2 separate regions of the Homo sapiens genome follow, and region 2 is linked to region 1. A link is an interaction called in ENCODE POLR2A ChIA-PET data of the cell type or tissue named here. Cell type or tissue: Panc1. All regions are shown on one strand. Links, peaks and the distances in the headings refer to the core of each region. The heading gives the core; the rest is flanking DNA. Region 1 overlaps APBB2 (amyloid beta precursor protein binding family B member 2). Region 2 overlaps RBM47 (RNA binding motif protein 47).

Region 1 (4,401 bases), core at 286-4,285:
GTTTGCATTTCAAAGGAACATATAGTACAGTCAAATGCATGGATTTGGAGTCTGACAAGTTTAGGTATCAGCTCTGGCTTCATAATGTCCTAGTTGTATGGCATTGAGCATGTTTATCGATTAATACCTACCTGATAGGGTTGCTGTGAACACCCAACAGTGCAAAAGTAGTTGTAGTTAGTAATAATAATAGTGCTGTATTAAATGCATTTTTTACTCATGATATTTTCAATTTATGGTGGGTTTATTGCAATGTAAGTCAAGGGTATGGGTAATGATGGTGCTTTATTTCTAGTCAGCAGTAATTTGTTTCCAGATAAAGTAGAGATCTGAACTACAACAGTGGTAATACTGAGTGTTTCCATAGGATTGTATAGACTCTGCATTTTTTTGAGTGAAACAGTTGTTGACATAGTGTAAGGGTTGACACATTGTATTTTTGAACTTCTTGGAATCTGCTTAATGGCAAACAGGTTGCTGAGAACCGAAGGTCTTAGCTGCAAAGTGAGCATACATACACAGCCCTGCAAAGCTAGGTGCATACCAGACAAGTGAATAACATACTAATTATTATCCTACCTTGGTAGTAATAGAATTGTAGCTTCAGGCACTATGTAAGACCTAGCTTTTTGAGCTGGCAAAATAGTGATTACTATTTTTAGTTCAATTTCTGCTCTTTAAAAAAACATAGTATACTACTTGCTACTCCTGGATGGTTTTATGTATTTTAATTAATGTTATCTTATTGCATTTGTACCCTGAGGCTGCTTTAGTGAAAGATATAATTTCAGAAGGCTGATGAAATTAGATAGGTCTGACTAGGAAGACTCTGTTATTCATATTTATGGTTATAAAATATTTCGGGTACATCTGTGTAAGACATTCTTGTGCTATAAACATACAGACACTGTTGTGAATCAATTTGCCTTAGAGTGTGGTAGAGTAGTTACAGACCAGTATAGTAGCTCTAGTGTGGGGGTGATTTGTTGTTTTTGTTGGGGGTGTTTTTGGTATTAAACATGACTTTACATTTTTCACTTGAAATCTCATCGTGCAGTGCTGTGTAAAGAAATGAAAGTGATTCTAAACCAAACACACACAACACTCCTCAGCTCTATTACTTTATAGTCAGGCTTAACACATTCTGATGGAATTGGCATGAAGTACGTGACCAGGTAGAAATCAGCTTTATTTGGTCTAAATGACTAGCCGGTTATAGGGCATGGAAAATCTATTTTAAATCACTTTCCAGAGCCAAATGCAATTAAGATGTTGCAATAAAGTGAAGGCCAATTCTCTGAGAAAGAAAGAAATACTATTTTGAATGAAAAAAATACTATTTTATTTGACATAGTCAATAAAGAAGAAAAGCTATAATAAACTATTTATAATGATAATGTGCAGAGCAGAGTTTTCTTTGAAATGGGAGTTAAGAATTACATAAAGGTGTCACAGAGTGATTGAACAGTTACTATACAGCATATTCCCTACCTTAAAGGTTAGGGTCCTGAAACCCTCTTTATGGTAGATCTTGTGGTTGTGAAATTTGAAATCTTAGGGGGAAAGGTCATGGGCATCAAGAGAAGAAGTGAACCTTAGGAAAACTTAGTACACATTGTTTTTAAGATTCTCTGAAATCAATAGCAATGTGCATTTTAGAAACCTCACACAGCTTCATTGTAATGCTGTGTATTCCTTTTGCTTTGTGATACATAATAACCATATTAAGATGCTTTTGTTGTATCCAGGGGCCAGTCATCTATCCAAATACTTATTGCCCTTTCTTCTTTCTGCTCTCCTTCATCCATCCATATATTTCCATTCAATCATTTCTCCTTTCCTGCGAGGTGCCATTTTAGGCTTTGGGGATACAATGAAACAAAGTTCCTGCCCTCAGTAAGATTACACTCTAGTGAAGGGAGATAGATAAGTGTCTCAGGTTGGATTCTCCACAGGCGGACGCTGAAATGGAGTTTGGGAAGCAGGATGTTTATTTGCGATCAATTCCTGTGAACAGGAGGTGGAAGGAGAATTGTGCAGGGGAAGAAGCTGAGCTGTGATGCAGGTTTGGCGGAGTCTCTGCCAACCTTCCAGAGAGCTCTGCAGTGAATGTCACCTCTCAGAGTGTCCCACACAGAGGTGTGGACTACCCTGGGAAGGATGTGACCTCAGGCAGGTGAGGCTGCACTCTGTAGCCAAGGCTGACCCCAAGGAACTGAGTCATGGACGCTGTTTACCTGCATTTGCTCAGCAAGTTCTTTCTTTATTGGGGGATCTAGCAATGCATCTCCCAGTCTGCCACAATAAGTACTTAAAGTACCTGGTGGTGACACACAATGGAGAAAAATAAAGTGGATGAGGGGGACAGACAGTGTTGGAGGGAGGAGAAGGCCTTAAGGAGCTATTTAAACAGAGGTCTAAAGGAATTAAGGGCTCTGGGGCAGAGTGGTCTAAGCCCAGGGAAGAGCTAGAGCAAAGGCTAGACATGAGCCTGGCCTGTTGGAGGAACAATAAGGGGGCCAGTGTGTGAGCTAGGGTATGAGCATGTAGGGTCTTTTGGCCATTGCCTTTTATCCTTTATGAGGTGGTGTATTACTTTGCTAGGGCTGCTGTAACAAACTACTATAAACTGGGTGGCTTAACCCAGGGGTCTTCTACCCCCAGCCAGGGATACTGGTCTGTGGCCTGTTAGCAACTGGGCCACACAGCAAGAGGAGAGTGGCAGGCCAGCGAATGAAGCTTCATATGTATTTACAGCCGCTCCCCATGGCTCTCATTACCACCTGAGCTCTGCCCCCTGTCAGATCAGTGGTGGCCTTAGATTCTCTAAGGAGCACGAATCCTATTGTGAACTGCACATGTGAGGGATCTAGGTTGTACGCTCTTTATGGGAATCTAATGCCTGATGATCTGTCGCTGTCTCCCATCACTCCCAGATGGGACCATCTAGTTGCAGGAAAACAAGCTCAGGGCTCCCACTGATTCTACATTGTGATGAGTTGTATAATTATTTCATTATAAATTACAATGAAATAATAATAGAAATAAAGTGCACAATAACTGTAGTGCGCTTGAATCATCATGAACCGCCCCCTCCCACCCCCTGCAACTCCCCCAGTCCATAGAAAAATTGTCTTCCATGAAACAACTTCTTGGTGCCAAAAAGGTTGGGGACAACTGGCTTAAACAACACAAATTATTGTTTTACAGTTCTGGAGGCTGGAAGTCTGACTCAGGTTATTGGTAGAGTTGGTTCCTTCTGAAGATCATGAGAGAAAGAGAATCTGTTCCATCCCTCTCTCCTAGCTCTTGGTGGTTTCCTGGCAATATGTGGCATTCCTTGGCTTATAGATCTCTGCCTTCATCTTCACATGGTGTTCTCCCTATGTATGTGTCTCTGTGTCCAAATTTTCCCTTTTTATAAGGACATCATTCATATTGGAATTGGGGCCCACCTAAATGACCTCATCTTAACTAATTACATCTGCAATGACATTATTTCTGAATACGATCACATTCTGTGGTACTGGAGGTTAAGAGTGTAACATATGAATTTTTGAGGGACACAGTTCAACCTGTAACAGGTGGAAAGCCGTCAATGGGTTTTGAGCAGAGGAATGATGCAATCCAACTTAGGTTTATAAAGGATCACTGTTTTGTGGAGAATAGAATGAAAGGAGGAAGCAGAGTCATTGTAAAAAGCCAGGCGAGACAATGGTGATTGCTGGGCCAGGGTGCTAGAGAGGGCGGTGGTGTGGACAGGTTCCAGATATAAGGTACAGCTGACAGAATTTCCTTATAAATTAGATATGGACTGAGAGAGAGAGAAAGAGAATGTAAGCATAGACAAGGATGGCTCTCCTGGGCAACTGCAAGAATGGAATTGCCATTTACTGAGATGGGCAAGGTCTTGGAAGAAGCCAGTTTGGAGGTACCATTAGGAGTTTGATTTAGGACTTAGGTTTCTGATGCTTCTTAGACATTGGTATGGTTAGGCTTTGTGACCCCACCCAAATCTCATCTTGAATTGTATTCCCCATAATTCCCACATGTCAAGGGAGAAAGTAGGTAGAGGTAATTGAATCATGGGGGTGGTTTCCCCATGCTGTTCTAATGGTAGTCAGTGAGTTCTCACAATATCTGATGGTTTTATAAGGGGCTCTTCCCCCTTGGCTTGGCACTTCTCCTTCCTGCTGCCTTGTGAGGAAGGCGCCTTGCTTCCCCTTCACCTTCTGCCATGATTGTAAGTTTCCTGAGGCCTCCCAGCCATGCTGATCTGTGAGTCAATTAAATGTCTTTCCTTTATAAATTACCCAGTCTCAGGCAGTTCTTCATAGCAGTGTGAAAACAGATTAATATAGCTATTCATGTGATGATATTGAATAGGCAGTTGGATATATG
Region 2 (4,401 bases), core at 216-4,215, 740 kb after region 1:
TTTGTGTGCTGCCAAACCCCTGCAGAAAATCTCCCCACTCCACCCCTTTCGGGAGGGTGGCTTCAGCCGTCTTGTAGTACACAGCAGGCCTCCCTGAGAACCCACAGCAAAAGGCCGCATTCTCAGGTGTGTGTTGATAGAAACGTCTGGGAAAATTGAGCCTCTTGGCTTTGCATCTGTTTATCATACACAAGCATTCATTGAATGATGTGCTTTGACATAACAAAATCTGTACAATCATCAACACAATTAAGACCCATTATGAATGAACGCTTTCTCAGATGAGCGAGGGGTGGGCAGAAGGCATGGCCCGGAATGTCATTATTCCCTTGTATCTTCAACCTCCCAGGATTTTACCTAAAGAAAGGAGAGTCAAGGAGAGATGTTTATGTGCCCCAAGGGCCATGCTTTTCAGTAGCAAGAGGTCCCTGCCTGTGATAGAAAAAAAGAGCCCGTGTTTCAAAGTCTTCGGCTTATTGTTTGACCTCCCAAGTAAATTCCATGTTCTGCCTCCATTTTGAGTGGAACTCCTTTTCCACTTTCAAACTCTGAGGTAATAGAAACATCCTGGTGCCAGGGGCCTGCCCGAGAGTGGGCGTGTCCTCTCCAATGTTTATTCTACTGGGTGGTGGTAACTTGGACCAAGGCAGTAAGATAAATGCTCAGGGTAAGGCCAAATCTTGGAAACCTTTTGCAGAAACTGTTTTTCTCTCTGATTTCCTACCCCACCCCCTCCTTCACCCCAAGTTTGGGGCAACATCTTCCTTTACCAAATAATCAAATAATTTTTCTGTAAACCATGAGGTTATTCTGAACTTTTGTGAGAGACTCCTCTCTAAAACACAAACTATGGCTTTTAAGTGGCATTCTTTAAAGTAATAATAATAATTGCCAAACTTTTTAAACAAATTGTGTGCCACACATTGCCAAATGTCACTTAGTCCTGGTGCTGTTACTAGAACCATCTTAGAGATGTGGAAATGGAACTAAGGTGATTTGCCTGAGGAGACACAGCTAGTAAGTGGCACAGTCATGACTTGAACTTAGATCTCTGACTCCAAAGCCTTTGCTCTTATGTGCATTGTGTGTGTTAGGTCATGCTTAAGACGTGATTATTAGGACAAAATTTTATGGTATGAATAAGGAACATCAAAATAGAAATCTAACCACAGAGATAGAATTATCTCTTGGATCAACACATTTTAAAACCCTCCACTGAATTAAATTCCAGGTAGTGATTGGAAGACACTGTACCCCACTGTATATAGCTTCAAATTGCAATTTGTCAGTTGGTCAGCAAATAAAGCTCTCCCAAGAATTCCAAATTGCATACTCATCTCAAACACACACACACACTCAAACACACACACTCACACTCACACACACACACTCTCACAGTCACACTCCAAGAGCTGTGAACCAAAGTTAACTTGTAGTCTTATTTATTTATTTATTTATTTTGAGATGGAGTCTCACTCTGTCACCCAGGCTGGAGTGCAGTGGCGCAGTCTCGGCTCACTGCAACCTCTGCCTCCCGGGTTCAAGCAATTCTCTACCTCAGCCTCCCGAGTAGCTGAGATTACAGGCACCCGCCACCATGCCTGGCTACTTGTTTTGTTTTTTTATTTTTTTATTTTTATTTTTTTGAGACGGAGTCTCTCTTTGTCACCCGGGCTGGAGTGCAGTGGCACGATCTCGGCTCACTGCAAGCTCCACCTCCCGGGTTCACGCCATTCTCCTGCCTCGGCCTCCAGAGTAACTGGGACTACAGGCGCCTGCCACCATGCCCGGCTAATTTTTTTGTATTTTTAGTAGAGATGGGGTTTCACTGTGTTAGCCAGGATGGTCTCGATCTCCTGACCTTGTGATCCACCCGCCTCAGCCTCCCAAAGTGCTGGGATTATAGGCGTGAGCCACTGCGCCTGGCCTGTTTTAAATTTTTAGTAGAGATGGGGTTTTACCATCTTGGCCAGGTTGGTCTTGAACTCCTGACCTTGTGATCCACCCGCCTCAGCCTTCCAAAGTGCTGGGATTACAGGCCTGAGCCAGTGCAGCGGACCGGTAGTCTTATTAATTCTAGAGTAAACTCATGCATGATTTTGATCCTAGGTAAACACTGGTATGTAAACATTGATAATATTTCCCAGTAGTACACTGGTATCCTTTGCCCTCTAAAATGTCCCAGTTCAAAGTTAAAATCCTAATGAAAGCTACTCTGAACAAACGCTAAAAAGAGAATTCAAATCCTTGATGATGTCTGCTTTACCTGTTTGCCTTGAAATTTTATTTTAACCCAACAAGTTCAAACTCTCCCTAAAACATAACAAAAATCCCTAGTTCAGAATAATAATAGCTTGATTTGAAGGTATATTTTTTCTGCTTGTTTTATATACAAAACTGTGAGTAAATGATTTATTTCAAATATATTGCCATGTTTATTTAATGCTAGCAGCCTTCAGTGAAGACTCATGCATTTTTAGTGTTGGGAAGAATAGCTGTGTGCTGGGAGGGTCCTACCTCAGGGGATTTGGCATCTACATAGATGGTTGGACATTTTGCATCCAATGTGGCAAGTCTCTTCATGTTCTTTCTGGGAGAGCTTCTGCAAAGTGCTTTAGCCAAGGATTAGGTGAGAAACAGGCTTACACATGGATGCATAAGCCACATCACCAGTGGAGAATCACACTGCCAGACAGCTTACCTGCTATGAAAGGAATCTGGGAGACTCTGATACACTAGTCTCCACCAGAACTCACAGGCTAGGCTTCTCTACTGACTGGTTTAAAGTTGGCTGGGATAACCTCTTGCCTGTTTTCCCATAAACACAGAATCCTACATGGGGCAAGATTCTTCCCTCCAGTTCAATTTTTTTTTTAAGTTTTATTGTCTTTTTTCCTTTTTTTTTTTTTTTTTTTTTTGAGACTGGGTCTTGCTCTGTCACCTAGGCTGGAGTACAGTGGCACAATCATAGCTCACTGCAGCCTTGACCTCCCAGGCTCAAGTGATCTTCCCACCTCAGCCTCCCAAATAGCTGGGACCACAGGTGTTACGCCACAACACCCAGCTAATTTTTTAAATTTTTGTAGAGATGGGGTCTCACTATGTTGCCCAGGCTAGTCTCAAGCTCCTGAGCTCAAGCAATTCTCCTGCCTCAGCATACCAAAGTGTTAGGATTAAAGGTATGAGTCACCACGCCCAGCCTTAAGTTCAGTTTTCTTGTGCTAACATTCCTTGATCACTTAGTGCTAGGTTCTGCACTAAGAACTTTACACAAATCATTTTACTTAATCCTCATCACAGCCCTATGATGAAAATCAGACTCCCAGGGTTCACACACCAGCTCTGATGCTCATTAACTGAGAATCTACTTAGCCTCTCTGTGCCTCAGTTTCCCTATCTGTAGGGTGGAGACCCTAGTCGTATACCATATAGACACTGTGAGGATTAGAATGAGTTAATATGCACAAGCATAGCACTCTGCCTGTCACATAATAGACATTCAGTAAACATTGGTTAATACAGTCATCATTTTAGAGATGAGAATATAGATTCTTAATGATGTTAAATGGCTTTTCTCAAGGTTCACAGCTAGAAGTAGAGGAACTAAGATTTGGACTTCAGACTGTCTGACTCTAGAGACTTGCATTTATTCAACATGCTACGAAGCCTAAACCAGAATGCCCAGTCCCTTTTAAAACTGTCACATGGTGAATGGATGAAACTGGGGAACTCTGTGTTATTTATCTAGATATTTTGATTTGCTCACAGATAAGTTTCTACTTCTGAAGTATACTTATTATTCATTCTGTCCACACTTCTGCCCCAAGCAAGAATCTCAACATTCAGGATATGGTATTTCACACTAGTCCCCAGACACCCCTGATATATTTAAAAGCAAAATTCTGATGGTATATGGGCTTTTAACTTGGGGAACTATGGCCTTATCAGAAACGAATGTTAACAATGTTGAGGTGTATGACCCTTTTGAAGCAGGCTCTGGTCAGTAACCATGAGTACAAATACCTCAATTCTCACCTATTTGGCATTTGAAGCGTAATTCAGTTAACTGAGTTCACTTAACTCAGAAGTCAGCTCCACAAGGACGAGGTCCACCATAGCTAGCACAGTATCTGGCACATAGCAGGTGGTCAATAACTATTTGCTGAATGAATGAATGAATGAATGAAAACAAACCCTCTTGTATCTCTTTTGGAATTTTAAGAAATTATTAATATATAAGTGTCAGGAGCTGAGCCAACAACCTTCATCAGATATTTTCTTCTTCCATGTCTCATAAATTTGGCCATTGGAGTTAAACGGAAAACAGCTTGGAAGAGGGGGAAAGGCAGCTAAACAACACTGTCTTTTTTTTTTTTTTTTTTTGAGACGGAGTCTCGCTCT

Evidence for each region. Peaks named below come from ENCODE experiments on the same cell type or tissue, not always from the same donor. Only the 100,000 strongest peaks of a DNase experiment are listed, where the experiment ranks them.
Region 2: POLR2A ChIA-PET joins it to region 1 with 6 read pairs; 2 of 35 experiments call an interaction of 5 or more read pairs at or near these places.

What each region holds. Positions count from the first base shown.
Region 1 is chr4:41,182,539-41,186,939 of GRCh38, reverse strand. All of the region lies in intron 1 of APBB2 (amyloid beta precursor protein binding family B member 2), which reads left to right. Among named protein-coding and RNA genes, the nearest start is that of APBB2, 30 kb to the left of the region's middle. In Panc1, for the core only: no CTCF peak of the experiment used is centred there; no DNase peak of the experiment used is centred there; H3K27ac peaks cover 304 bases.
Region 2 is chr4:40,445,256-40,449,656 of GRCh38, reverse strand. The region is part of intron 3 of RBM47 (RNA binding motif protein 47); the gene reads left to right. Among named protein-coding and RNA genes, the nearest start is that of RBM47-AS1, 21 kb to the right of the region's middle. In Panc1, for the core only: no CTCF peak of the experiment used is centred there; no DNase peak of the experiment used is centred there.